5 separate regions of the Homo sapiens genome follow, and regions 1, 2, 3 and 5 are each linked to region 4. Evidence: chromatin contacts called from ENCODE Hi-C or POLR2A ChIA-PET data. All regions are on one chromosome and are shown on one strand. The core of a region is the stretch at or near the end of the contact, and the rest is flanking DNA. Distances in the headings are between cores, read along the strand shown. Region 1 holds the start of RASA3 (RAS p21 protein activator 3). Region 2 holds the start of CHAMP1 (chromosome alignment maintaining phosphoprotein 1). Region 3 holds the start of UPF3A (UPF3A regulator of nonsense mediated mRNA decay). Region 4 holds the start of TFDP1 (transcription factor Dp-1). Region 5 has its middle 23 kb from the start of MCF2L-AS1.

What was found. A loop is a pair of places that touch in the nucleus more often than their neighbours do. ChIA-PET counts read pairs that join two places held with the same protein, here RNA polymerase II (POLR2A). Pooled maps may share reads with other maps.
Region 1: a loop to region 4 is called in a pooled map, with 21 times the contacts of the local background. The contact joins the promoter of RASA3 here to the promoter of TFDP1 in region 4. A Hi-C loop is called at or near these places in 2 of 37 single-sample maps with no recorded cell type and 5 of 50 pooled maps.
Region 2: a loop to region 4 is called in a map with no recorded cell type, with 20 times the contacts of the local background. The contact joins the promoter of CHAMP1 here to the promoter of TFDP1 in region 4. A Hi-C loop is called at or near these places in 3 of 37 single-sample maps with no recorded cell type and 7 of 50 pooled maps. POLR2A ChIA-PET finds 5 or more read pairs at or near these places in 2 of 52 experiments (MCF 10A and activated T-cell).
Region 3: a pooled map shows a loop between it and region 4 (13-fold over the local background). The contact joins the promoter of UPF3A here to the promoter of TFDP1 in region 4. A Hi-C loop is called at or near these places in 1 of 37 single-sample maps with no recorded cell type and 7 of 50 pooled maps. POLR2A ChIA-PET finds 5 or more read pairs at or near these places in 1 of 52 experiments (activated T-cell).
Region 5: a pooled map shows a loop between it and region 4 (11-fold over the local background). The contact joins the enhancer-like site here to the promoter of TFDP1 in region 4. A Hi-C loop is called at or near these places in 6 of 50 pooled maps.

Annotation. Positions count from the first base shown.
Region 1 is chr13:114,130,353-114,136,130 of GRCh38, reverse strand. RASA3 (RAS p21 protein activator 3) reads left to right here and starts at 3,508. Exons shown (of 24, transcript NM_007368.4): 1 at 3,508-3,696. The coding sequence starts at 3,642. It overlaps LOC107987192 (a long non-coding RNA gene), which reads left to right and starts at 5,128. Exons shown (of 2, transcript XR_001750050.2): 1 at 5,128-5,778. RefSeq lists enhancers at 987-1,487, 1,317-1,496, 3,785-4,412, 4,583-5,082, 5,373-5,632 and 1 more and silencers at 3,203-3,302, 3,333-3,992.
Region 2 is chr13:114,310,777-114,316,211 of GRCh38, reverse strand. CHAMP1 (chromosome alignment maintaining phosphoprotein 1) reads right to left here and starts at 1,709. Exons shown (of 3, transcript NM_032436.4): 1 at 1,569-1,709. RefSeq lists silencers at 1,372-2,051, 2,824-3,118.
Region 3 is chr13:114,278,659-114,284,612 of GRCh38, reverse strand. UPF3A (UPF3A regulator of nonsense mediated mRNA decay) reads right to left here and starts at 3,012. Exons shown (of 10, transcript NM_023011.4): 1 at 2,767-3,012; 2 at 2,486-2,592; 3 at 1,670-1,776. The coding sequence starts at 2,973. LOC105370384 (a long non-coding RNA gene) reads left to right here and starts at 3,544. Exons shown (of 4, transcript XR_007063887.1): 1 at 3,544-4,510. RefSeq lists silencers at 181-377, 1,995-2,204, 2,585-2,764, 2,995-3,264 and enhancers at 2,344-3,031, 3,485-3,784.
Region 4 is chr13:113,580,776-113,586,681 of GRCh38, reverse strand. It overlaps TFDP1 (transcription factor Dp-1), which reads right to left and starts at 1,929. Exons shown (of 12, transcript NM_007111.5): 1 at 1,794-1,929; 2 at 833-908. The coding sequence starts at 844. RefSeq lists enhancers at 1-157, 2,135-3,106, 3,107-4,080 and silencers at 1,097-1,466, 1,837-2,166.
Region 5 is chr13:112,942,225-112,948,167 of GRCh38, reverse strand. It overlaps a transcript of MCF2L not described here. Among named protein-coding and RNA genes, the nearest start is that of MCF2L-AS1, 23 kb to the left of the region's middle. RefSeq lists a silencer at 4,477-4,656. Within about 2 kb of position 4,572, at least 16 of the 41 ENCODE cell types and tissues checked have a DNase peak (open chromatin) inside an H3K27ac peak, as active enhancers do.

The sequences.
Region 1 (5,778 bases), core at 2,259-4,758, 550 kb before region 4:
GAGTCGACCGTCTGTGGGGCACTCTGGTCATGCCCAGCATCCATTTGTGCAGCACAAACTTTTTCTCTGGGACTGTCCGCCCCCCAGGTTCTTGTGGTATCGTAAAGACGACCACAGTTTCGAGATGTAGGAGTGAAATGGACCGAGGCTAACCCAGTGAAGTTTGCGGCTGGGTTAAGGAGTGAGTCAGGGAGATGCGTGTTTTCTCCATCATGACTGGGAGAGGAGTGCTCATTTGCCGGGAGGTGAGGGTGACTGTGCACCTCAGCCGCCAGCAGGAGCACCAGAGAAGCCCTGCTCCAGCCCTGCTGACGTCTGGGCCTGGGCCACCAGCCGGTGCAGTGAGCCTGGACCCCAGGAGTGCCTTTTCCAATCCTGACAGACAGCTGCTTAATGTGGGACATTGCTTTACTTTACGAGTTGAAAACGCCACCCTAGCAGCACGGAGCACCTCCCAGGGGCTAAACCCTGTATCATGACTGAATGCGCCCATGTCAATGAATTCTAACATCTAACTCTACATTCTGCCTCCCCTGAATCCAACGTTCTTTGGATCTAGTTCTGCATTTACCCCTGGCTCATGCTGGTGCATGCATTTTGGTCCTGAAGCTCCTTGGCCGACTGTCTCTTCCTCAGTTTTTAGCCTCAGCACTTCTCCAGCTTGATGATGCTGACCTGGAGGAGCTGAGCTGGAGGTGGGTGGCAGGCGTGTCGCCTTGCAGAGGTCTCTGCAGTGTCTTCAAGCACAGAAACAGCATTTGTCCTTAACAGACAGAAATGTGACACCTCTTCAGGCCCAGCAGATTTAGAGGAATCTGGGATTCAAGATTTTTGAGTGCATTCATTCAGATGGCCCCATCGCAAGCCTCTCTTCTTCCCAGTCAGGGCCTCTCTTCTTCCCAGTCAGGGTCCAGAGCTTGGAACAGCACCTTCCGAGGCCGAGCACCCGAACCTGGAACAACACCTTCTGAGGCCAAGCACCTGGCCTTCTCTGGAGCTCTGCCTTCTACACGGTTAAGTCCTGGCCCTGATCCAGTGTTTTGGTTTTCCTCTGGTCACAGGAGATGAGTGTCTTATGTGGCACTGAGGAGGCCCGTTAGCGTGCCACCCTTTTGTTTCAGGTGGTGATCTTTTCATTATCTTGCCCTCAACACGAGCCACCTGATTCCATAGTCCATGTATCTGTGACTTTCCCGAACTCTCCAGCACCCGAGATCCTGCCGCTGCCAGTGCATTTCCTTCCAAGGGGCTCCCGTCCTGGCTGCCACTGCTGCAGTCTGGAGATTCACTCCTGACCCCAGCTGTCGCCTGGAAACAAACACCAAAGCGAGATCCGCGTTGAGTTTATCAGCAGGCCTGTGAGGGTGGAGGGATGGCAGAGAAGCAGCTTTGTGGCTGGGCTGCCACAGAGGACTCCACTGGTCCTCGGAGAAACACAGGAGCCGGCTTGCTTCCAGTGGCTCCAAACGGAAGCATAGTCTCCGTCGTAAAGCAGGGGTGTGGATGGCGTCCACAGCACCCACTGCAGACGCCACCCAGGGCCAGCGCTAGACGCAGAGGCTCTGGGTTGGAACCAGGGGTGCCGCCTTAACCTCCTGTTCTGCCCCAGTGAGCACCAGGCTTGCAAGGGCTGAGGATGAGAGAGGCCCCTGTGGCTGCAGGCTCCCAGCAGTCAGGGGAAGAAAGGCCATTCATTCTTTCAACGCATGGAACTGCTTTTTAGGAAGTGAAGGTAAGCAGTGGAAAAAAATAGGCCTCTATCTTCATGAAGCTCCTGTTCCTCTCCATGCAGTGTGTGTGTGTTTGTGTATGTTCACGTAGGTGTGTGTATGTATGTTTAGTGTGTATGTCTGTGCATGTGTATGGGTAGTATATGTGTGTGCTGTCTGTGTTGTGTGTATATGAACATATGTGTTCATGTGTATATGTGGTGTGTGTATGTAGGGTGTGTGTATATGTGTGTATATGTATGTGTGTACACGTGTGTAGTATGTGTGTGGTGTCTGTGTGTGGTGTCTATGTGTATGTATATGTATATGTAGTGTATGTGTGGTATATGTATGTGTGTATATATGTGTAGGGTGTGTGTGTGGCACTGGGTGCAATGAAGTTTTGCAACATAGAGGAGGGAGTGTAGTCTCAGTTCATATACACACCTACAGTTCATACACACACACAAACATACTCCTCAGAGAGGAGGTCAGGGAGGAGGAGACCTCGAGACAGAAGAAAGGGAGGTAAGGGTGGTACCTGCCCATGCTGGGGTCTGCAGGGGGACTGGGGGGGGACCTGCCCATGCCGGGGTCTGCAGGGGGACTTGGGGGGGGACCTGCCCATGCTGGGGTCTGCAAGGGGACTTGGGGGGGGACCTGCCCATGCCGGGGTCTGCAGGGGGACTTGGGGGGGGGACCTGCTCATGCCGGGGTCTGCAGGGGGACTGGGGGGGGACCTGCTCATGCCGGGGTCTGCAGGGGGACTGGGGGGGGACCTGCCCATGCCGGGGTCTGCAGGGGAACTGGGGGGGGACCTGCCCATGCCGGGGTCTGCAGGGGGACTTGGGGGGGGGACCTGCCCATGCCGGGGTCTGCAGGGGGACTGGGGGGGGACCTGCCCATGCCGGGGTCTGCAGGGGACTGGGGGGGGACCTGCCCATGCTGGGGTCTGCAGGGGGACTTGGGGGGGGGACCTGCTCATGCTGGGGTCTGCAGGGGGACTGGGGGGGGACCTGCTCATGCTGGGGTCTGCAGGGGGACTGGGTGGGGGAGACCTGCCGGTGCCGGGGTCTGCAGGGGGACTGGGGGGGGACCTGCCCGTGCCGGGGTCTGCAGGGGGACTGGGGGGGGACCTGCCCATGCCGGGGTCTGCAGGGGGACTGGGGGGGACCTGCCCATGCCGGGGTCTGCAGGGGGACTGGGGGGGGAGACCTGCCCATGCCGGGGTCTGCAGGGGGACTGGGGGGGGGAGACCTGCCCATGCCGGGGTCTGCAGGGGGACTGGGGGGGGGGAGACCTGCCCATGCTGGGGTCTGCAGGGGGACTTGGGGGGGGGACCTGCCCATGCCGGAGGTCTGGGGTGGGGGGCTGTGTGTGCGTGTATGTGTCCCCGCCCCCCTCGTGCGTCTGCAGCAGGTGCCTTCGGATCGCATCTCAGGAGCTGGGGCTGGGCGCGGGATTCCTCCCCTGCCAGATCGTTGTACGTGAACTTCTCTTGGCAAAGTTCGTCCGCGAGTCAATCGCTCAGCCTCGCTCAGCGGGCCCGGGCCGCGCCGGCGACCTTCCTTCGTCTCTTCCGCCAGGCAGCCCGCTGGGGTCCCTTCCGCTCAGCGGCCAATCCGCGGGGCGGGGGCGGGGGCCGAGGCCTCGGGGGAAGCCGATCCCTGCGCCCCCCGGGTCTCCGCCACCCGCCAGCGCCGTCCCTGCCAACCCCGCCCCTGCAGGGCCCGGGCCAGTTGGGAGCAGGGGCCGGGCCGCGGGCGGAGCCTCCCGGTCCCCGCCCTCGCCCTCGGCCAACTGGCGGTCTTGCAGGCGGGCGGACCCTCGGCCGCGCTCGGGGCTCCGGCGCCGCCGCTCCTCCTGCTCGGCCTGAGCTGCCCGGGCTCGGCGCGCGCTTGGGGCGAGGCTCGGCGGGCGCGGACGCGCAGCATGGCGGTGGAGGACGAGGGGCTCCGGGTCTTCCAGAGCGTGAAGATCAAGATCGGTGAGTGTCCGCCGGCAGCCACGCGTCCGACCCCCCGGCCCGACCCTGTCCTCTCCCGCGCCCGCCTCCCCTCCGCAGATCCTTGCTGGGGACCCCGGCGGAGACGCCCTCCAGGCGCGGCGCGCTCCCCGGAGAACGGCTGGTCCGGCTCCGCGGCCCCTCCCCACCTCCCCGCCTCCCCGGGCCTCGGGCTGGGTCGAGTCGGCTCCGGGGTAACGCGGCTCCCTGCGCCTCCTCTGCGCCCGGAGCGGCCCCGGTCCCTGGTAGCGGCGGAGGAGGTGGGGTCCCTGCGCCGAGGGACGTCTGTCCGCGTGTGCGCCCGAGCGTGTGCCCCGCGTGTTTGCAGGAGTGCGCGCGCCTGAGGCTGTCTGGGCGCCTGCACTTCAGGTGTCAAATCCACTGACGTCGGGGTCTCGGCATCTCCCTTTCTCCGCTGCGCCCAGAAACTTCCTTTCCGGGGAATGTGGAGGCTCCTTCACGCTTCTCCCCAGGGGCGTGAGGCCCCGGCGCGCTGCTGCTGCTGTGCGCGCGCGTCTGTGCCTGCGTGCGCGCGTGTTTGTGTGTGCTTGTGTTTGTGTGTCCATGTGTGGGCGGTGTGTGTGCGCGTGCGTTTGTGGGTGCATGTGTGGGTGCGTATTTGTGTGTGGATGCATGTGTGCGCGCGTGTGTATTTGTGTGTGGGCGCGTGTGTGTGCGCGCGTTTGTGTGTGTGCATGTGTGCGTGTGTGCTGGTGGGGCGTTCTGGCTGAGGGCTCCCGCGGGGCGGGGAGACCCCGGACCCATCGGCACCACGTCCCTTTCCACTGAGAAGTGGCGGGCGAGCTGGTGGCGACCAGGGCCTGCGAGGCTGCGGTTTTTCTCTGGGCTTCAGCAGCTTCTGAAGTGGGCTCCCGGAGGCGTTTCCGGAGAGGAGGCTGTGTCTGGACTTCTGGTTTATCTGGAGGGATCTGCTTTTCCCTGGTTGTTTTATCTTGGGAGAGTGATGTGGAAGTCCTCCCCCTCCCCCAGAGCAAGACCGTTTCCTGGAGTGACTGTTCCATATTCATGCCATGAGTGTGCTGGACCACAGCGCGGTTCAGGCTGGAGAGGCTTCCAGGGCCTGCAGTGTCGCGGTCCCCACGGTCCTTCTCCCCCACTGAGCCGCACTTCGCAGCCGGCCTCTTCCCGTGTGAAGAGGCCTCCGGGAACGGGCTGAGTGTCAGTTGTTGATGACATTTGATGCTGCCGGAGGCATTCCAGCTCCCCTAAACCAGCGGGCTGTTTCCTGTCGGCTTTATTTTGGTTTGCGGATCATCGCTGAGACACTGTCTTGATATTTGGCCCAGAAGCGCTGCAGCTAGGATGTGGCAGCACTTCCGCTTTGAGTAGTCCAGAGAGGAGGGATTTCTTTTGTTAATGTGGTTTAAATCCGCTGTCACTTTCATACAAGAAAGCCAGAGCTGGCGCTCCCTGAAGTGCCTGAGGTCGCCTTGCCTGGGTGGGGAAAGGTCGCGGCCCGTGGGGGTCAGTTTGCTGCTCTTTCCTTCAGCCAAGGCTGCTTGGCTCAGCCAGCGAGTCTGAGGAGTGTGAGAAGCACTGGGCTTCCTCAGTCACGGGGGCAGGAGGGCTGGAGGTGGGTGCCCCTGTGGGGCAGTGCCAGGTCTCCAGGCAGCAGGCAGAGGCGGCCTGGGGCTTTGCGGCTCGGGGGTGGGGGGCCCACAGCCGGCACAGCATGCTCGCTGTGTACTCCAGGAAGGGCTACACTTCAGGCCACGGCAGGACTTTACAGAAGGCATGGGAAGTAGAACAGGAGGGCGAGGGAAGACCAGAGTCTCAGACCAGATACTCAGACCCTGAGTCTCCCAGAAGGCAGCTTCACCGGCCTGCGGGCACTCGGCCCCACTTCCGACAGGCGTGGGGGTCAGGCACCCTGGAGGATCCCTCGGAGAGAAGGAGGTTTGGAGATGCCACAACTTGGTCAGGCTCTGTGCTCCACTTTAAACAAGCCAGTGAAACCCTGGCTCAGCTGAGGCTTAGGCTGCTAATCCCACGTGGGGCCTGGATATCATCTGAACCTTTGACCCTCCCAGGGGCAGCAGCAGT
Region 2 (5,435 bases), core at 460-2,959, 730 kb before region 4:
AGCCCAGGCAACAAAAGTGAAACTCTGGCTCATTAAAAAACAAAAACAAAAATAAAAACAAAAAACTTGCCATTTAGGCCGGACATGGTGGTTCATGCCTGTAATTTCAGCACTTTGGAAGGCCGAGGCGGGTGGATCACCTGAGGTCAGGAGTTCGAAACCAGCCTGACCAACATGGAGAAACCCTATCTCTACTAAAAATACAAAATTAGCCAGGTGTGGTGGCAAGCGCCTGTAATGCCAGCTACTTGGGAGAATGAGGCAAAAGAATCCCTTGAACCCAGGGGGCGGAGGTTGCAGTGAGCCAAGGTCGGGCCATTGCACTCCAGCCTGGGCAACGAGAGCGAAACTCCCGTCTCAAAAAAAAAAAAAAAAACAAAACTTGCCATTTAATCATTTTTAAAAGCACAATTTAGTTAGTTTAGTACTAAAACGTTGTGCAAACATCACCACTATCCACTTCCAGAACTTCTTCACCACAAACAGAAATTCTGTACCCATGAAACAGTAACTTCCACTCTCCACTTTCAGTGCTGGTAATCTCAATTCTGTGCCTGAGGGGGAATCATACAGTATGTCTTTTTTGTGTCTTATTTCACTCAACATAATGTGTTCAATGTGCTCGTTTATACTGTATAATGTGTTCGTTTATATTGCAGCATGTATCAGAATTTCATTCCTTTCTAAAGATGAACAATGGTCCATTCATTATATGTATATACCACAGCTTGCCTTTCATCCACATGTTGATAGACATCTGGATTTTGAATAATGCTGCGATGAACATTTGTGAACAAGTATCTGAGTCTCTGCTGTCAATTTTTGGGGGTATAAACCTAGAACTGAGGAACGACTACCAATTTCCATAGCTGCTGCACCACCCTACTTTCCCACCAGCAATGCACCCGAGCTTCAATTTCTCCACATCCCCAACACTCATAATTTCCCTTTTTTTTAATAGCCACCCTAACAGGTGTGAGGTGGTATCTCATTGTGGTTTTCATCTGCATTTCCTTAATGGTTAGTGATGTTGAGCATCACTGCACGTGCTTATTGGCCATTTGTCTCTCTTCTCTGGAGAAATATCTATTCAAATTCCTTGCCCATTCTTGAACTGGGTTGCTTTTTGTTGGTCAGTTGCATCTCTTCTTGTATTCTAGACATTAACTCTTTATCAGGTTTACAAATGTCCTCTCCCACTTTGGAGGCTGTATAGCGGATTTTTAAACAGTAATAATGACAGAAGAGGAGGCAGTCTAGAACTAAAACAGAAAGAATGGCTTTCGTCTTGTGCCGCCCTCAACTTCCCAATGGTTTCAAACGCAATGTTTCCAGCCTCGGCAGCGACTGACACCGGGCCTCCCCGCTCCCTGCACAAAGACGCACTCCCGCCCCGGCCTGTGGGGGCGGGCCCTTCCCTCGGGCCGTGTGGGAAGCGAGGCAGCGCAGGCCCCCTTCACTCGGACCCGCGGCTTCCCGGGACCGTCCCCGCCAGGTCGGCGGCCGACACGGGGCTCGGGGATGCAGGCCCCAACCACGCCCCTCCCCCGCTCGCTCTCGCTCCTCACCGGTCCGGCCGCGGGCGGCGTCCAGTGGGCGATGGACCGCGCGGAGGGCCCGGCTCGCGGTCGCGGGCGGCTCCGCGAGGCCCTGCAGCGCAGCGGCCTCCCGAATGGCGACTGGATGCAGGAGCCGGGATCCGGGTGCGCGAGCGTGCGCGCTCCCGCGGGACGGGCGGGGGCTGACGGGAAGCAAGTTTGGCGCCGCGCGCCCTCCCGCGCGGGCCAATCAGATCGCCGATCGCGTGGCGCGGCTGTGCCAAAAGTGCGTGGGCAAAACTAGCGGCTCGCGCGGGCCTTCGGAAGGGCTGCGTGCCCGCCCCGCCCCGGAAGTGCCGCACGTGCCCACTCCGCCTCCGCTTCCCGCGCGCGCCCGGGCGCGGCTCCGGGAGGGTTCCGCCGCGTCTGGCCTGTGGCCTCCGGCCAGGCCCTTGGAACGGCCCCGGCCTGCCGCCGCCGTGCGGATATCTCTTCCTTTTCTTGCTGTTTTGATTGTTGTGTGAATGAATTTATTAGGAAAAAAAGAGCTAGACCTGCCCCATACATTCTCAGGGATATTACTGGCATAATACCTATGACAAAAGTACAAGACAAAGTTGTTGGATGACAGTAAATATTCCTTTTCTCATCACCCCGCCTCCACTGAAAGTCCCGATTCCCAGAAGTTATCTTCTTCGTTTTTTGTTTTCAGTTTTATGAATGTTACCACCACAATTCTAATTAAAATGCATGCACCTCTAATGCTGATGCCATCAGTCTGTATGCTTTGAAAGACTGTAAAATTAGCTCACACTGCTCTCTACCTTTGTACCCTTCTGAAGTTTTGCTTGTTGTGAATTTCATTTTTGTTTTTGTGGTGAAAATGAACTATAGAATGGCCGGGCGCGGTGGCTCACGCTTGTAATCCCAGCACTTTGAGAGGCCTAGGCAGGTGAATCATCTGAGGTCAGGAGTTCGAGACCAGCCTGTCCAACCTGGTGAAACCTTGTCTCTGCTAAAAATACAATATTAGCCAGGCGTGGTGGCGGGCGCGTGTAACCCCAGCTACTAGGGAGGCTGAGGCAGGAGAATCCCATAGAACCGGGGAGGCGGAGGTTACAGCGAGATCGCGCCACTGCACTCCAGCCTGGGGGAGAGAGTGAGACTCTGTCTCAAAAAAATAAAAATAAAATCCATAGAATTTACCGTCTTAACTATCTTTACGTGTACAGCTCAGTGGTGGTAAGTATATTCATAACACCACCATCCATCTCTGTACCTCTTTCATCTTGAAAAACAAACTATGCATTACATGTTAACTCTCGGTTCCCCTCTACCTTCTACTTTCTGGCAGTCACCATCTTACTTCCTGTGTCTCTGAGTCTGACTACTCATAAGAGTGGAATCATACAGTATTTGTCTTGTGACTGACTTATTTTACTTAGCAGAACATCCTCAAGGTTCATCCATGTTGTAGCACATTGTGGAATTTCCTTCCTTTTTAACACTGAATACTATCCCATTGTATGGATATGCCACATTTTGCTTATCCACTCACCTGTTGATGGACACTTGGCTTGCTTCCCTATTCAAGATATTGTGAATAATGCTTTGACATTTTCAAAGAACCAATTTTTGGTTTCATTGATTTTCTCTATCGTTTTCTATTTTCTATTTCATTTATCTTGGCTTTAATCTTTATTATTTCCTTCTTTTTGCCAGCTTTGGATTTAGTTTTTCTTTTTATAGTTCATTAAGTTGTAAAGTTAGGTTGTTAATTTGAGATTTTCTTGGTTTTTGATGTATTTATAGCTATAAACTCCCCCTTTAGCATTGCTTTTGCTGTATCACAAAAGTTGCTATATTGTGTTTACATTTTTTTCTTTTCTTTTCTTTTCTTTTTTTTTTTTTTTTTTTTTTGAGACAGAGTCTCGCTCTGTCGCCCAGGCTAGAGTGCAGTGGCGCCATCTCGGCTTACTGCAAGCTCCGCCTCCCGGGTTCATGCCATTCTCCTGCCTCAGTCTCCCGAGTAGCTGGGACTACAGGCTCCCGCCACCACGCCCGGCTAATTTTTTTGTATTTTTTTAGTAGAGACGGGGTTTCACCGTGTTAGCCAGGATGGTCTCGATCTCCTGACCTCGTGATCCGCCCGTCTCAGCCTCCCAAAGTGCTGGGATTACAGGCGTGAGCCACAGCGCCTGGCTCTACCTCCCTTTCATGCAAAATTTAGGATCCTGTGTTAATTTCCGGAATGATTCTGATTTCTAGGATTCAAATATCAATATTAAATATTTTAGGATTTTTCTAAGTTTTGTTTTTGCAGCAAAATTGATTCATTAAATTTAATAGATTTCTTTAAAAAGTATCCACCTAGTTACAAGCTTTTAAAAGAGCCAATGAAAACAGTTTGTAAACTGTAAATGTTAAATGCAGAAATGAGAGGATCTTTTATTTTCTCTGAATAGCAAAGATTTACTGATTGAGAACTTTTTGAGATCCTGACTCTTAATATGAAACAGGTTCGTTGTGGCTGCAGGACCTAATTTGAATGGCTGCTTCAGTTGTTTTTTCCTGAAGTGTCAGAATGAGTTGATGATCCCAAGAGACCTATTCCAATTGAACACTGAACAAAACTCTAGCAGAAGGCAACTCTTGGTGACGAAATAACAAAAACCAAAACACCCTCTGCTATTATTCTGAATTGAAATCATGTTAAAAAAGCTATTGTAGTTATAGAATATTAAATAGTTCAAGATGAATAATGCAAATAAACTCCCAATTTGGCCTTTTGAAAGGTTCCCAGTATATTGCACTAAACTTTAAAGTAACCAAAGAAAGCAGAAATAACTCTCATAAAATCCTGTACTAAAACCAGACCCTTATGGACTTTCAAAATTTCACTTAAGGATCTATTGAACATATACTTCTCAACAGTTTATTTTGATGTTTTCTCAACCTATACTATGTTCCAGGGACCAGACTTGAATCAGGGAATGGGTAGAGGCAGGTGAACTACAATTGCAGTAGAAAGTGGCAGCCTGACAGCCTTTGAGGAGCTGCAAACTCATTAGCTGAGATGGCACTGGACTTTGTCATTTGTCTTCTGTGTATAAAGAATAACAGTGCTGAGTATCTGCACATATTCAAAACCTACACAGAATCATGTTGTCAAATGAAGCAGCCAAAATCAGACTGGCTTTCTGTCAGAAAGTCAGACTTAATTTTTCCATTCAAATTGCTGCATTAATATGTATTACAAGGAACATAATAAAAATTAGAAATAAATTATTAAGTGCTTCCTGTAAGAGAAATAATAAAAGCAGTCCAGCTTATAATTTAGATCTAATATAATCAACTTAGCTACTTTATAATAAAAAAGGACAAATTATTCTGCTATTTCTACTTAATTTATAATAATGCAAAATAATGGGAACTAAAATAAGTTACTTAATGGGAAGTATGATAAAATGGAATTCCTCCTGAGTATCTAGCTCTGTTGCTGGGCTTTGGGGAATGTCAAAGTATAGTTCTCAAAAGTTAAACACATGACTCACACGAATATAAAGTGAACACATATCAGAGGATTTATTTTATTTTGTATTTTTTTTTGAGACGGAGTCTTGCTCTGTCGGCAGGCTGGAGTGCAGTGGTGCGATCTCTACTCACTGCAACCTCCACCTCCCGGGTTCAAGTGATTCTCCTGCCTCAGCCTCATGAGTAGCTGGGACTACAGGCACTTGCCACCACGCCCAGCTAATTTTTGTATTTTTGGTAGAGATAGGGTTTCACCATGTTGGCCAGGACGGTCTCAATCTCAGAGGATTTATTTAACTCATTCATGAGGGAATCCAGAGGAGGATGAAGCTAGTTCAGAAGGTTCATAAAGCTGAGTACGTG
Region 3 (5,954 bases), core at 1,763-4,262, 700 kb before region 4:
AGTCTCATGCCTCAGTCTCCCAAGTATCTGAGATTACAGGCATGCCTCATGATGCCTGGCTAATTTTTTTTTTTTTTTAGTAGAGACAGGGTTTCACCATCTTGGCCAGGCTGGTCTCGAACCCCTGACCTCAACTGATCTACATTCCTCGGCCTCCCAAAGTGCTGGGATTACAGGAGTGAGCCATCACACCTGGCCATGTTACACATATTTTACACACACACACACATATACATACACGTACATACACATACATATTTTTTTGCTCCGTCGCCCCGGCTGGGATGCAGTGGCATGATCTCGGCTCACTGCAACCTCCGCCTCCCAGGTTCAAGCAATTCTCCTGTCTCAGTCTTCCGAGTAGCTGGGACTACAGGCGCCTGCCACCATGCCTGGCTAATTTTTGTATTTTTAGTAGAGACAGGGTTTCACGTTGTTGCTCAGGCCGGTCTCGAACTCCTGACCTCGTGATCCACCCGCCTTGGCCTCCTAAAGTGCTGGGATTACAGGTGTGAGCCACTGTGCCCGGCCCACCAATATTTTTTAAGTGAAAAAGGGAAACTCAGTAAGTTACTGAATAAATGAGCAATGAACACAAAGGTCAGTTCAAGCATCACATTTGCTTCTAGTCACAGGAACTAGCTTGGCTAATGCTTATTTTTTTAACAATCTTTCTAGTCCTTACCCCTCATTGGAGAAAAAGAAAACACTCATCAGTGTCAAAACACGTGGAGTCGGAAGAGGGTGGCTGGGGAGGGGAGGGCAGAAAACAACTTGCTGTGAAAGGTATACAAACTTGACAGCCAGGAACACAACAGCAGACAGCCTGACAGGAGAAGAGAAGGAAAAAGATGAAAGCAGAACCCTAGAAGTACTGATAAGGGAACTATTGAGAGTAGAGTTGAAGACTGCTGTCTCCGCAGGCAAAGCTGTTTAACAGCAGTGACTTCCTGGTGACATTATCATAAATGGTACAGTCATGAAGGATGCTGTTTAGGAAGATAGAAGTCAGTGTACATTTTGGAAAATTCCTATCAGGTAAAATAGTTTAGCTTTAGAACCTAAAAAGATCAAGTTCTCTCATGCAACAAACTCACTCATGAAAACCTTCATTCTCTGATGATAATACATAAATAGGCTGTCACTATTACACAGAATTTCTGGAATTTTTTTGGATTAAATAATAAAATTAAATAATTTCAATTTTTAATATCTGCACATAATTACAGTAACATAATCAAAATTTATAAACTTATTTTAGTCTGAGAACTTTTTAATTAAAATGCACAAATAGACCGGATGCTGTGGCTCACGCCTGTAATCCCAGCACTTTGGGAGGCTGAGGTGGGAGGATCACTTGAAGCCAGGAGTTCAAGACCAGCCTGGGCAACACAGTGAGACCCCCGTCTCTACACAATTTTTTTTTTAAATCAGCCGATCATGGTGGCACACGCCTGTGGTCCCTGCTACCTAGGAGGCTGGAGGATTGCTTGAGCCGCAGTGTGAGGCTGCAGTGAGCCGTGATTGCGGCTGCTGCACTCCAGCCTGGGCAACAGAGCAAGACCCTGTCTCAAAAAATAATAATAATTTAAAAAGCACGAATATTCTAGCAATACTTCATTAGTATACCTACAGATTATAATAGATTTTTAAAAACCAATAATCCAACCTTTGCTGTCAAGGAAGATATATCCATCAAAACGATCTCTAAAAAGAAGGATGTCATCAGGATTCCTAAAATTAATGTATGCTCTTGAGTAGAGATGAGGATAAAGACTGAAATAAGAGATAACAGTGAAAATGGTCAGTGAAAAATACAATAGTCCATTAATTTAGCCTCTTTTTCCTTTTCTGGGCACAACAAACTACTTTAGATAAAACTTTTGTGCCAAATCATCTCAGTTAATTGTAACAACTTGGATATTCTTTAGCAAAAACAAACGCAAAACGTTAACTTTACAAGGCAGAACTCAGGTCCCTTCTCCACTGCCCAGAACCGGTCCTCCGAGGCTGAAACCCTAAGGCAAGGCCAGGGCGCACTCCCAGAGGAACCCGTGGCGCCGAGAGACTCTCCTGACTTGGGGACCTTCTCCGGTATTTAAAACCGCACTGGCTGCGGCACCAGCGTGGAGGCCACAGGAAGAGCCGGCGCCCCCCGGCCCCGCAGCGCCCCGTCCGCGGACGAGCAGGGAAGCCCGGGAGGCGCCGGGCGGGCAACGCTGGTCCTTTCAAAGGCACCCGCTTTCCTAAGCGTTAGCCGTCTGAAAATCATCCGCATTTTTCATGTAAACCACATCTGTGTTTCTTTGTTGGTGGTATTTTTCTTTGACGGAACGGACACGTTTTACTGAAATGTATTTATTCAAAAAGCTCACACGACTCCCATATAGGAGAAATCAGGGTAAGGAACGTAAGGCAACGAGACGGCCACCGCCGCCGAGCTCTGGGTTCCGCCCTCTCTTCCTCCCCTCGGGGCGGGCCTCACCTCAGGTCGGCGGCGAAGAACTCGAAGTAGTCGTGTGCTGGCAGCGGGCGCAGCTGCTCCTCCAGCTGCTCCTTGGTGAGGCCCGGAGGCAGGCGGCGGATGACCACCTGCGGGGAGCGCGCGGCCGTTCCCACCGGGGCGGAGCGTGGACAAGGAGCTCAAAAGGCACCGCGTACCGCGCTGGGAGGCCCGGCCCCCGCCCCTCCCTCCCCTCCCTCCCCTCCCTCCACTCAGGGCCGTCCTCTCCTCGCGAGGTTTGCGCGCCCCGCCCCCGTCCCCACCTTGCTCAGGGCCGTCCTCTTCTCCTCGCGAGGTTTGCCCGCACCGCCCCCGCAACCGGAGGACGAAGTTGGCGGCGTCTCAGCCTCCTGCTGCTGCGAGTCGCGGTGGAACTGCACTTCTAGGGCCGACAGCTTCTCCCTCCCGCTCGGGCCCCGCGCGGCAACGGCCGCCCGAAGGCCTCCGGCCCCCTCCTTTTCCGAGCGCATGCCGCACTCTCCGCCGAGCCGCAGCCGCCAGCCCCCGACGAAACCTCGCGAGAGCTCGGCCGCCCCAGCCCCGCCCCTCCTCGAGCCGCGGCGGTCGGGGCCGCCCACGAAGGGGTCAGGCGCTGCGGGACTAGTCGGGGTCGGGGTGGTGACCTCCGGCCACACAGCCTGGCTTTCCGCCGGGTCAGGCGGCCCCTCAGGGAGCGGCGGCCGCGGTTTAGGGCGGCCCCGGAAGCGGGGCGCCGGCGGCTTTGGTCCGGGCGTGGTGGGAGGAGTTCGCGGACAAGCCGCCCTCCCATCCCAGCACCGTTTTTATCCCACTCCCCCAGGCTCTCCGTGGCCGGGGCGCCATGAAAGCCGGGTTCACATTTGAATTCTTAATTTTTTTGGAGACAGTCTCGCTCTGTCGCCCAGACCGGAGTGCAGTGGCGCGATCTCGGCTCACTGCAGCCTCTGCCTCAGCCTCCTGAGTGGCTGGGACCTACAGGCACGCGCCACCACCCCTGGCTAATTTTTTTGTTTTTTTAAAGTAGAGACGGGGTTTCACCTTGTTGGCCAGGATGGTCTCGGTAACTCCTGACCTCAAGTGATCCGCCCACCTCGGCCTCCCAAAGTGCTGGGATTACAGGCATGAGCCACCGCTCCGGGCCCTTGCACATATTTTTTTATGAACACACAGGCAGCAGCACTTTGATTACAGTAACTTACATGGAAGTTATTTTAAAATGGCTTTCCCCTTCTCTTTTTCATGTAGGCTGCATTTTTCATCTGCAGCACGCTTTCTCTCAAGAATCTCAAGCACACACAAGAAACCAGAGAGTAAAATCACTGAGGCGTGAACACATCCAGAGACCAAGGGCGTCACTGGCAGAAAAGCTTTTAGGCGGATCCACGGCCCGAGAGCCACCCTGCCCAGAGACGCGGTTTCCTAGGAGCAGTTCACACGCGGCTCTGCAGCACCCACAAGCGGGGCCAGGGGCTGGTTTTCATAGTTCACAGTCTGCAGGGATCTTAACAAAAACATGGCCGTGGTAAAAGTGCCTAGACCAGGCTTTCGTCACAACTCAGTGAGTAGGAAGACTAGTTAGGCTGATGAAAAGCTCTGATGATGTGTGATTAAAAGTAGGAAAACGTGGTTGCCAAATAAAATATTTTACTATATAGTCAGGGGGAGAGATGGGGATAAAAAAATGTGGAAACCATTTATTTTAAAATTTTGACTGTTCCTGCAGTGTTTAAAATATAGGAGATATATTCTGATTATCTTTAGAAAGAAACTGCTCTCAATCTATTTGTATGTCTTCCCTCTGGTTTTAAAATATTAAACAATCATCTAACTCAATATTTAATTTTACCTCTAGTCATGTTACTAGGTTAGGATAATAAAAAGGACTGTGAACTTCACATCTGCCATCTATAATAGATTCTTATTGTAGCAATCTTGCACCAAGGGGATTTCTTTATTAACTCTGCCAAATTTTCCAAAATTACCAAATGGAGAAAAGAGCTGGTCCCATCTGTCACCAGGCACAACCAGGTCAGTAACTTAGGGTATTTCTTGTGTTCATGTTTTGCCCTCACCACTGCAAAGCCCTGTTCTCGGCCTGGTGCCTCTGCACACCTCTGAAGCCAGGTTGGCCTCAGCCAATGTGAGGGACCCTTCATTTGACCTTCCCCAGAACCTTGAGTATTTCCACTTCTCCCTTCACTGCACTGTACCCTAAAGGGACTCACATGTTTGCTGGATGTGTATATTTCGTAAACCTAGCCAGCAAAATGTCCAAATGTTTTTCCCCCCAAGTCAATTTTTTAACACCCTTCTGATTCTTTACTTCCTGTTATTGCAAAGTTCTGAAAAATGATTTTGAAAAAAAGGTAGGATTTTAGAATTCAGCTGTTTGATGAAATTATCTTTAAATAAAACCATATGAATTTTAAGATACAGTGAATGAAATACACTTGTAAAATAGCTTATGATTTTACATGACAAATTATATCACAAAGAAAAGCTAGCTTCCTACACATTAGCCAGCCTGTTGAAATGCTCTGTTTGATACATGTACAGAACTTTACAGCCAAAGCAAAGCAGGAAGAAATATCTCCAAATCCTTCTTCATGTGGGCTTTTAGTATGTAACTTTACTTTTGCTTAACTGAACACTTCCATCTGTGAATGTGGCCCTGGGCTACATTTTACTTGGTAGCCCCTATCTCATTGGTAGATGACAGTGACTTGAAGCTGGTGACCGTAACACTTCCCAGTATTTCCTTTAACGATAACACAGCCACTGTAGTTAGCAAACAGGACACCTTTTTAGGATAAACTGTGTCCTGAGATACTGAAGAATTGGGTAGTAACAGGAACAATACTTGGCAGTACGACACATTGTTTTTACTCTCAGAGGCCTAAACACTGGTGTTAACACTGCTGCTGATCCGAATTACAGCTTACTCAAGTGTCTGAACCTTTTGACATTCACTTACAGAAACCAGAAAAATTCTAACAGTGATCAATGAGAAAACTAAATGGTTTTTTTTTTTTTTTTGCTCTGGCAGGAAAAATAAATGTAAAAAACTCAGCACTTTATTAATATAATACTTTCATTTTAGTTGTTTTAAAAATAATTACCTTAAGTTCAGTCACTTGATTTTTTAGCCCCAACTCAAGACAGGGGAGGCATACATGATGCCTGACAGAGAGACAGAAAAGCCATTTAAAAATGAAAACATGAAAACGCATTAGTTTGAGTCTAATTTAGCGTGGGGTAACTCATGGTCTCTAAATGTATTACTGCATTAACTTCCAGCGCGATACCTGACTTTCACCATGATGAATGGAGACAGGATGGGGTCTGAATGCTAGTCTTCAATGCACCATACAACAGTGCTAGACCCTCATCAGTATGAAGGGGAACAAAGCCCTCCTTAAAAGATTTACTAGAGTTAACACCTGGGGATCCTCAAGAAATGAATGCTATCATT
Region 4 (5,906 bases), core at 680-3,179:
ACTCTGGACGCATTTTCGCTACAGATGTATCTCAGGCAGAGGCAGCATGTGCGGACTCTTTCCAACTCTGTGCGGTAAGTAGGTAAACACATCAACAGCACCTTTCACTCAGTTACAAAACGATGCACGGTGGGAAACACTAAAGAATCCAGCTGGTGTTTCAGTGACTGACATAACCAAGCACGGTAAAGAACCGCACACCAATAAAATAGACTAAATTTCTGGCTTTAAAAAATTTTCAAAATATTCTATAGTTTCATGACAACTGCAAAGCAGGCTAAGTAGCATTTTTTACCAGATTTCATAAATCAGGAAATCTCATCCTTCTGAGAAAAAAAGTGGCCAAAACAAGTCCTTAGCTCTTGGTCCACCCAAGTGGAATTAACTTCCTCTGTAGGAAGACAGGTGCCAGCAGGTGGCTACAGCCTGAGCCCTGAGCCTGGCCCCCGTCCAGCGTCTCATGTGGAAGCCCCCCAAGAAATGCAGGATTCGCTGCGGTGCTGCAACACCCTCCACCTCAATTTAATTAAGGCGTTTATTTAAAATTATCAATTAACACAGTCGGTAAAGATAAGGAAAAAGTCAGAAGGCACCACCCCATCACCACCCAACTGCAGTGTGGTATCCAAGGCCACAACTTGTGGGTGGTGACCGCAGCTTCAGAGATCAGATCCTTCCATCTTTCACCTTCATCCCGCTTCAGACGCTTTAAAAGTCTGAAAATAAACACTACTGTAGCTTATGTGTTGTCATTCTGAAATAAAGGCAGAGAACTACAAAGAATTTAGTGCGAGGCAAACATTCGTGTGCAGCATGAAGCAAACATACTTACATCTTTTGCCATGTTACCAGATCCGGGAAATCAATGCTACAAATGTTCACCTTCCCAGAGAAGAAAAATGATTTTTCTGGTAAAAAAAAAAAAAAAAGTAAGGAAAAACAAGAAATAAGTAAGAATGAAAAACGAAGTTTAAAAAATAACACATCTCAAAGGAAACGCGGACCTTCCTTCCCAAAGGCACCCTCCATCCTGAGAGCGGAGCTGGCCAAACCGACTCCCACACTCAGGATTTTCAGTCGCCTCGCCAGACGGAAATGCCCCCTGCGGAAAAGTGGCCCGCGGGCCCGCAGGGTCACCACCACTACCCCCAGGTCCCCGACGGCCCGCCCAGCGGCCGAGGGTGGGGCCGAGCCCCAGGAGCCAGGGCGCAGCGCCTCCCTCCCGCCGCTGCAGGGGGGTGCCCCACCACCCACCTGGGCACAGCCCCGGGGTCCCGGCGCAACGTGCAGGCTCGCGGCGTCCACCCCAGACCCCGGCGGCGCCCGCCCGGCTGACCGGTAACTCTGACAGGTGGGCTTCCGGGGTCCGCGCCGCGCGCCTGTCACTAGGCCTCGGGCCGCCTCCGCACGAGGCGCCTCCCGCGCGCGCCGGAACCGGGTCCCCGCGGGCCGCCGTGGGGCGGCCTCCCCTCCCCCGCCCTGCGCGCTCCGGCCGACCCTGGCCCCAGCCCCGGCCCCGGCCCCGGCCCCACCTCCAGCGTGGGGCGCGGACGCTGCTGTCGGCCGGGAGGGCCGGGCCCGGGACCCCCGCCCCGCGGTCACCTGGGGAGCCCCTACCAGCGCCGAGCGCGCGGGGTCCCCGAGGCACAGGAGCGCGCAGGGCGCGGGAGGGCGCGGGTCGGGGCCGCGCGGCGCCTACACGCGGCCGGGGCAAGGGATGGGGTGGCCGGGGGTCCCGCCCGCACCCCCGGCTCCCGCCCGCGGCTCCCGCGGCATCCCCTGCCCACCCGCACCTGGCTGCCCGGTCCGGCCGCGCGGGCGGGGACGCGGAGAGGGCGCGGTGCGGAGCGCGGGGCGGCGCGGAGAGGCGCGGGCTGGGGCCGGGCCGGGCGGTCCCGGCCGTGGCGGGGTCCCTGCCCTGGGCCGAGTGGCGCCGGGACGCGGGGCTCACCCTGGCCGAGCGTCGGGCCGGCGTGACGTGCGCGCGGCGCGGTGACGTGGGCGGCGGCGGGCCCGCTCCGCGCAGCGCGCCTGCGCGCCTTTTCGCGCCTTCGGCGCCCTCCTCCTCCTCTTCTGCTGCTCCTCGGTCTCCCGCTCCTCCCGCCAGTGCTGCGCGCCCTGGGAGAGCGGGGAGGGGCTGTGCGCGCGTGTCCGTGTGTGCGCGTGCGCGTGCGGAGATGTAGCTGGGGCCTGCGCCGGGACGGGCAGTGCGCGCGCGCGGCGTGCGCTCGGCGGCCAAGGGACTGTGTTTGTGCGCGCCTCTGACTGTGTGTGTCCGGAGAGAGAGGTGGCCGGCTGTGTGCAAGAGTGTGTGTGCACATGGGGGAGCGGGGCCGGCTATGTGCACGAGTGTGTGTGCATGTGGGGGAGCGGGAGCTGGTGTGTGCACGTGGGGGAGCGGGGCCGGCTGTGTGCAAGAGTGTGTGTGCACGTGGGGGAGCAGGGACTAGTGTGTGCACTAGTGCATGTGCACGTGAGGGAGCGGGGACTGGTGTGTGCACTAGTGTGTGTGCATGTGAGGGAGCGGGGACTGGTGTGTGCACTCGTGTGTGTGCATGTGAGGGAGCGGGGACTGGTGTGTGCACTCGTGTGTGTGCATGTGAGGGAGCGGGGACTGGTGTGTGCACTCGTGTGTGTGCATGTGAGGGAGCGGGGACTGGTGTGTGCACTCGTGTGTGTGCATGTGAGGGAGCGGGGACTGGTGTGTGCACTCGTGTGTGTGCATGTGAGGGAGCGGGGACTGGTGTGTGCACTAGTGTGTGCATGTGAGGGAGCGGGGACTGGTGTGTGCACTAGTGTGTGCATGTGAGGGAGCGGGGACTGGTGTGTGCACTAGTGTGTGCATGTGAGGGAGCGGGGACTGGTGTGTGCACTCGTGTGTGTGCATGTGAGGGAGCGGGGACTGGTGTGTGCACTAGTGTGTGTGCATGTGAGGGAGCGGGGACTGGTGTGTGCACTAGTGTGTGTGCATGTGAGGGAGCGGGGACTGGTGTGTGCACTAGTGTGTGTGCACATGGGGCAGCAGGTAGGGGGCCGGGTATGTCAGGATGTGTGTTTGTGTGCAGGGAGCAGAGAGTGCCGGCTGTGTGCGCGAGTGTGGGGGGGGGAGCAGGGACTAGTGTGTGCAGGAGTGTGTGTGCACTTGGAAGAGCGGGGCCGGGTGTGTGCTTGAGTGTGTGTGCTCAAAGAGGAGAGCCAGCTGTGTGTGCGCCTGTATGCACGGAGGAGAGGGGGCCGCTTGTGTGCACGAGTGTGTGTGCACATAAAGGGCCGACTGTGTGTGGGGCTGTGCATGTATGGAGAGCAGGTGTGTGCATAGACGTGTGTATGTGGACACACGGAGGAGAGCAGGTGTGTGTGCGTGCGTGGCACAGAGGCCTCTGCCTCTGCTGGACCCGGTGGCCTCCAAGCCCACGACGGGCCTCCGCCCAGATTCCCAACAATTCTGGGCGTCCTCGGTGCCCACCGGACGCAGCCTGGCCCGGGACTCGGGAGGGAAAGCAGGGACAGGAAAACTCCAGAAACAGTTTCATTGCATGGTGAGCCTGGTGGTCCCGGAGTCTTGGAGACTTAATCCACCCTGGAGGGCCCCGCCGCTAGGGCCAGGCCCGAGCACCCCAGCCAAGGGCGGGCTAGGCCAGAGAAGAGTCCGAAGTTCAGGGCCACAGCAGGCGGCAGAGGCTGGTGCGCGCCGAGGGTAAGGAACATCTACAGAGGACTTGAGGAGCTGACCAAAGGCCTCTCTGCCTGTGCGGTGTATTATTACATGACAGCCCACTTTGCACGTTTTATGCTGATTTTGGCCACTCCTGCCCCTCAGGCAACGCCGCACCCCCTAAAGCTCTGGTCACTTGGCTTAAACTGCTTACAAGTTAGCACCCGTTTCTTCTTTGAAGACTACCAGAAACGCTCACTTTCTGCGAGCTGGTTCACACAAATAGATACTTAGAGAACACTGATGTTCCTCAAATGGCCCTATCTTCCTAGGTCCGTTCCTTCTGTTTCACAGGGATTCTTTATGTGTTCCTAAATGTCAGTATTTGAGCCCTGATGGCAACAGTGACACCCTCCCAGCCTCTGGGGACTTCTCCCTGAGACCTGGGGGCTCCAGTTAGGAGGATACACACGTAGGGTCCAAAATTGGGGTCTTAAACGTCTTCCCCACAAATTCAGGATTCTGATAATTCAACAATGTTTATATGGCTGATAACTAATATTATTCAAAGAAGTTTCTGCACAAAAATCACTGTACTGAGATACTCCGAACGCGCACGAGGCACTGCGGCAATGAATGCTCACGGTGCTCTGTGTGGCTTAGGAAAAGGGCAAAAAGTTACTCCCTTTTTCCTCTCCATAGCCACATGTTCCACAGAAAGCCCTCGTTTCTCTTAACAAAAGTTAACAGAATTCCCTCTAAAATTTTGGTTGATGATCCAAATATTTTTAGCCACTGCCTTGCCTTGCAGTCTCTCGATTGGGTTGCTGAAATGCAAACTTCCTAAATAAGCCCATAACCCTCGGAATTTATCTAAGCCTTTGGCCTCCCTGTATCTCTGGAGCCTGGGCTGTTTAGGAGATAGGGTTCTTTGAATGATGCACTCGTTCAGGTGTTGACTTGCACCACATGCCAGAGGCTGGGTTCAGCCCTATGGTTGGGGCCAGATACTGTCTTGTTTTGTGCATGTGGGCACCAGATTCAGCTACCGTCCCAAATATTACATGGAAATGGCCTGTGCTGTGTTTTACTAGAAGTGAACGTGTCCTTCCCAGGAAAAGTCTTCATCTCGCAAAAGCTGTGTGTGTGTCTGCTCCAGAGTCTCCAGGCATGGTGCAAACTCTCCCCACCAATTCCACACCCCCATTAAACTGTCCTCTCTTTCAGAGAGAGAGAATTTTCTAACCCTGTTTTAATTCTAAATCTGCTGATTACATATCCAGATTGTCTTTTGTTTCCCTCCTCGATGACATTGGTCTTTTCTCCAACCATCTCCTATTTTCTGCCTTCTTCCATCACTATGGCAAGAGGCCTTCAGTGGGAGGACAAGCAGGAGGCAGGGACTCATGGAATTTATGGGGAAAGTTAAAAAATAATATTCCTGGATATGCGTAAATGGCATTTTCTTGATCTTTAGTAAAATGTCAATAAAGGCATCTCTAGAAAACTTTGCTCTGTGTATTTGAGTGTATCATAAAACACAGGAAAATCTGTGCGCTTTCCCAACCTCCAGGTCTGTCCCGTGTGGCTCTCCTTTGCTCTCACAGATCAACACTCCTAAGTCCCCCCACCACCCCCAGACACAAAGACATTTTTTGTCTCTCTCCTACTGCGTTATTGCTCCTTTTTAAAATTCCCGGTCAAATCCCAAGTTCTCCCTCTTGGAAGGAAAGTCAGTTGTGATCCTGCCACATTAGCATGCTATAATATTATTTCTGTCTTAAAGACTGTCGCATTCATTTATAGTCTGAAACCACAGTTCTTTCAAAATCACCCCTTGGATCTGACAAATTCTAGAGGATCATATCACCAGATTTATAAAAGTTGAATTTACCCGAATCAACCAATTTTGCCTACTCCTTAGACATGTTCCCTTGCTTTGATCTGGATTCTTTTCTGGCTTTTGTGATGAGAGACCCCTTGGTACCTTGGCCATTGACTCCGAGATTCTCCTGAAGTGTGCCTGCCCTGCGGCTTGCTTCGCTCTGGCTAAGATGATGTCAGGTGATGTCCTGTGGAGTCCCATGATTTCAGGTTGAAAGATCTGTGTTCTCCTGGCGTCATCTCCTTTCCCCATAGCACCCATTTGTCCTCAGCCCAAGGTGAAGCCAGCACCAGGAGCCTACAGAGTAATTTTGTTTGAGAAATGTGGCCTCACATGCAATTGAGTGCCTTTGGGCATTTTTGTGCT
Region 5 (5,943 bases), core at 3,323-5,822, 640 kb after region 4:
TCTTCAGGGTTGCCATGCCCATCACAGCACAGAATAGTTTAGGGAGAGAAGCCCAGGACACCCATGCAACCTCACTGCCCACAGCCATCTGAGGTCTCTATTCTCCACATTCTGGCACAGCACTCCTTGGTCACACAGCTATGGCTCAGGTGTCCAGAGGATGCAAGCAGTCATCCTTGGCAGAGTCCACGTGGTGCTAATTCTGCAGGCACACAGAGTGCAAGAGCTGTGGGGGCATGGCTTTCTCCTCCACCCAGACTTCAAAGTATGCTGTGGATAGCCTGGGTGCCCAGGCAGAGACTTGTTGTAGGGACAGAGCCACCACAGAGAGTCTCCACCAGGGCAATGCCTAGTGTAGCTGCGGAGGTAGGGCCACCCCTGAGACTCCAGACCTACTGAGCCACCAGTGTGTAGCCCCAGCCTGGGAGAACTGCTGAGGTGAACTGAGCCCAGCAACCCCTGGGGGCAGGGCTGCCTGAGACCTGGGGTGCCCAACCCCACCCCAGGGTGTCCAGAAGGTGGGGCATGGAGTCGAAGATGATTCTGCAGCCTTAAGATTTAATGTTGTTTGCCTTGTTGAGTTTTGGACTTACTTGGGGCCCGTTACTCCCTCTTGCCTATTTTTCCTTTTGGAAGGGAAATGTCTGTCCTATGCCTGTCCCACCATTGTACTGTGGAAGCACAGAACTTGTGCGATTTCACAGGCCCACGGTTGGAGAGGAACTTGCATCAGATGAATCGTTCCTTGAGTCTCAGTCACACCTTATTTAGAGGAGACTCTGGAATTTAGATTTTTGAGTTGGTGTTGGAATGAGCTAAGACTTTTGGGGTATTGAGATGGAATAAATGTATTTTGCATGTGAAAAGAACATGCATTTTGGGGAGCTGGGGGTGGAATGCTATGGTTTGTATGTGTCCCCTCAAAAATCACACGTTGAAACCTAATAGCCAATGCTGTGAACAGGCGGGGTCTTTGGTAGGTGGTTAGGACAAGGGCTCCTCCCTAACAGAGGCTTCACTGGCCCTCCTGCCTTTCACCCTGTGATGCTGGCTCCTTGATCTTGGACTTCCCAGCCTTGGGAACCATGAGGAAATAAATTTCTGGTTTTAATAAATTACCCAGTCTGTGATGTTTTGTTATAGGAGCACAAACACACCACAGTAGACAAGCCCTGCGTTTAGGACGCACGAGACCAAAAGAAACCCTGGGAACTCACCCTGCCACTGCTCCCTGGGTCCTCAGGCCCGTGACTATTCTGCCTCCTCCTCCCCCCCTCAGAGTTGTCCTGTGTGTGCTTCCTACATTGAGTCCAGGGTTCTTTGTTTTACTCTTGGGAAGAGCAAGAAAAAGTATGTCTGTTCCACCTTCCTGGGATGAAGTCTTTTGTGGGTTAGTTTCTAAAGTAAAGCCACGGGATACGCATCCTCACAGTGCCTCTTCTGACTACGAGTCCTAAATACACCCTTTATTCAGGTTCTGTATCTGAATTCATTCAAAAGGAAGTCCTAAGACAACAAGGAGTGTTAGGTGTCAGTTTCACCACCTAAGAGGAAAACAATGACCTTGAGGAAACCTCATCTGTGACACCCATTTTCATCACAGCAAAATCTCAAGGGGGCTGGATCAGCAGACACAGAACTCTAAGTCCCTCTGAGCCCTCTGGAATACAACCCTGACTTGTCTTTGTAGTTCCCACTTCCAGCCCATTTGTACAATGTTTAATTTCCTATAGTAAGGCATGTACTTCAATATAGGTTTTAAAAATTAAACAAAGCAATACGTTTACCACAAGGTATCTAGCTACTGATTATCTCATGTGGGTCACAACCACATGTGTTTTATTTATTTAGGGATTAAAGTTACTATAGTTTTTTTTTTTTTATCAGAAAGGGAGAAACATTATCTTTAGTCATATGTATTTCTTGGAGGATCTTGGATAGTTTTAGTCAGAATACTTTGGCAGGGTGGCAAAATGATGCTTCCTACATAAATTTTGACATTTCAAATAAAAAGATGATAAAGTGAAAAGTGATTTAAAAATTTTAGCATGAGTTATCAAAAGCTCTAGAATTTCAACAAATACAAATGGAAGAGAGTTTAAAATTTCAAAGACAAATATTCTCAAAACATGATACCCCAGAAGAGCCCGGGCTGGCGTGCTGATGAGCTCAGGTTTCCGGTCTGAACACGCAGCAGCTCCTCACCTGTCTGAAGCCACATGGAAGCCACAGGGACAGTCCCAAAGAGAATAAGAAAATTAGAAGAATAAAGTACACGGCACAAACCCATCTCTCCATGGGCCCCTCCTCATCAATTCACCATCTACATGTTACTTTTGTACATCTATGATGAATGTCAGTGCCAACCCAATTATTGCTTTTGACAACCACACTTACTGAAGGTACAGACTGTGCCAGGCACACTTTATCATTCTCCCACTAGACAGAACCGCCATGATGCAAGATGCCATCCCATTTCGCAGACCAGGGCATGAGGCCATGTGAGCATCCAGGCTTGTCTCCCACTCACTGTGTCTTCCTGCTCAGCAGGGCAGGAACTGCTGCTCAAGGTCAAAAAGGCATCCCAGAAGAATGGTGCCATCACTGCAAAGCAGTGACTACTTTAAACAAATCTCATAAAAAAAGATCCCAAAGATAGTGAATCAAAATCATTTCTTTATATAATAAGCACTTTAAAAAACATTAATAGACTTTATATTTTAGAGCAGTTTTGGGTTTTACAGAAAAATTGGGCAGAAAGTACAGGGAGTCCTCGTATACTCCCCCTCTGCCCCACTTCCTTCCACAGTTATTATAACTTCTTGCATTGGTGGCCCATACATTACAATTTGATACATCATTACTAACTAAAGCATATCGTTTACTTGAGGGTTCATGCTTCCTGTTATGCAGTTTTAGGTCTTGAGAAGTGCATAATGTCATGGATCATGCAGAATAGTTGCACTGCCCTAAAACTCCCCTGTGTGATAAACACTTTTTAAAATCAAAAAGGCAATGGAACATTCTGTATGACACTGCAATGGTAGATATGTATATAGAGCACCAAGACTGAGCCTAAACAGCAGCTCCAGGCAGGACCCCACTCCCTTCAGGGCCCACCCTGCACCATCTTCCTCAAATGTTTTATACAAAAAAAAAAAAAAAATAGTGGTGCCTAATTGGCATTGCATCGATTTTCTTAAGAGCCAGGACTAACACAAAGTGATTTCAAAGCTTCCATTAGGACACCATGAACACTGGGCCCACGGTGGTGGCATCAGGCAGACCTTGCTCCCTTCTGCACAGAGCTTGCAGAGAAAGCCCAGGCAAGTAGGGTGGAGGGCCTTCCCTAAGAGGCTGGCTCTTTCAGAAGTTCAGGTTTGGCCGGGCGCGGTGGCTCACGCCTGTAATCCCAGCACTTTGGGAGGCCGAGGCGGGCGGATCACGAGGTCAGGAGATCGAGACCATCCTGGCTAACACAGTGAAACCCCATCTCTACTAAAAATACAAAAAATTAGCCGTGAGCCGAGGTTGCGCCACTGCACTCCAGCCTGGGCGACAGAGCGAGACTCCGTCTCAAAAAAAAAAAAAAAAAAAAGTTCAGGTTTAGCGGGACAGGACTGACAGATTGACAGCTCTTCTGCGGCTTAGCACTGGTGGTGCATAGCATTCCTGGAACGCATACTAGGAACGCGACCCTTGAGCAGGCGGCATCCCCCAACTCCACAGAGAGACCCAGGTGTTCACCCAGGCCAGATGGAGCAGTAACAACGTCTGTGCTGCCCCGAGACACCAGAGCACACATACGCTGTAGGGATTGGCCCAGTCTGCGAACCCCACTCATGACGGGGCCAGAGCAATGGATTCCCAGTAAATGAGGGTCATGAGCTTGCTCTTCACCCGGGACCCTCCCTTCATGGCCCGGGACCCTCCCCTCACAGCCCAGGACCCTCCTCTCACGGCCCGGGACTCTCCCCTCACAGCCCAGGAGCCTCCCTTCATAGTCCAGGACCCTCCCTTCACGGCCTAGGATCTTCCCCTCCCCTCACGGCCCGGGACCCTTCCCTCATGGTCCGGAACCCTTCCCTCAGCCAAGACGCTCCCCCCACAGCCAGGGACCCTCCCCTCACGGCCTAGGATCCTCCCCTCCCCTCAAGGCCCGGGACCCTCCCCTCACCCGGGACCCTCCCCTCACGGCCCGGGACCCTCTCTGCGCCCCTGGCCCGCAGGGCTCAGCTCCTCAATGCTGGTCTGAGAGGCCCGAGAGCGTCTCCCTCTCAGTTCTCAGTTCTCGGGGCCGCGCTGTCCCCGCTGCCACCGAGATCCCCTCACCCCGCCTACTACGCCTCCCGCCAGGTCCTTCCGGTCCGCCTGAAGTCTGTGGAGGCTTCCAGAAAATGCTCCCAGATCTCCGCCGGCCCGAGCCGAGCCACCGCAGGCTGCTCGGGCTCCCGGCGGTGTGGTCCCTCCAGGAGGGAACTGCGAGCGCTCCCGCCTTCCCCGTCTGTCCCCGGGTAAGGGACTGGCCGGCAGGTCCCGCCCCCCGCGCCTCCTCTGCGCCTGGGCGCCTGCACGGGGCCTCCTCCTTGAAAGGCGCGGAGTCTCGGCTCTGGCTGCGGTGCTGCAGGCGCAGCCTCCCTGGAAGGCACCGCGCCGGGAAGAGCGGCCCGTCTCTCAAAGCCCGGGCCGCCGCGCCCCGGCCCCTGCAACCAAGGCGGCGCCTCTCCCGGGCGCCGGCGCCCTCCGTTGGGCGTTCACGCCTGCGGCGCGGAGCCGGGGACCGGGAGCTGGGAGCCGCCGCCCTCCCCGCGCCTGGGCTCTGCGGCCGGGGGCCCTAGAGCTCGACCGCGACCCCCCAACCACAGCCTCGGGAGTGGGGCGCACAGCGTCGGGACTCAGCACAGGCGCCGCGGGCACAGGCGTGGCCGCCCCACCTGTGCCAGTGGGAAACATGGTGAGGACAGAAGTCCACTGAGGGCTGTCACCTGCGATCCTTTAAGTCACACCTGCTGAGCCCTAGGCTGGATGCTCCTCGCAGCTGTTTCTGACAGCCTTCACCTCAAAGTTTACCAGGTTTTTGCTAGAAATCTCTCAGGCCTCTCTGAGCGCCTTCCTGGCTCTGCATTTCCATTTCTTCCAAATGGCATTCCAAAATGTCCCCATTATCTTCACACACCATATCCTTTGGACACATGTCAATCCTAAATACAGAAGGAAAAATGGAACAGCAGCTCACGAGGGTGCTGTCCCACCTTTCCTGCCCAACAGCACCCTCTGCTGGCATGTGGGGATGGTGCGGAGAAGGACTTAGTAGGACATGGCCACGCCTACCAGGTGGGTGGAGAGAATGTTAAGTCACCCACAATAGGGGAGCAGAACCACATCAAGAGATGTCCCTGCCTGCACCCGCTGCACATTCCTGCAGGCAAAACTTGGTTACCTGCATCTGAACTCATTCACTTCGTTTTACACGTAACTAGACAGAGTTTTTTTACTAATTTAAAACTAGACTAGATTTTCTTAGAATAAATTATTGTGTAAATCAGACAGGTGGACTGTAGGGTCCAGCCCCACAGGGTCAGTGGGTTTTCTCCCCGTGTGTGGAGACGAGAGAGTGTAGAAATAAAGACACAAGACAAAGAGATAAAAGAAAAGACAGCTGGGCCTGGGGGACCACTACCACCAAGACACGGAGACTGGTAGTGGCCCCGAATGCCAGGCTGCACTGATATTTATTGGATACAAGACAAAGGGACAGGGTAAGGAGTGTGAGCCATCTCCAATGATAGGTAAGGTCATGTGGGTCACATGTCTACCAGACAGGGGGCCCTTCCCTGCCTGGCAGCCGAGGCAGAGAGAGGAGAGAGAGAGACAGCTTACGCCATTATTTCTGCTTATCAGAGACTTTTAGTACTTTCACTAATTTGCTACTGCTATCTAAAA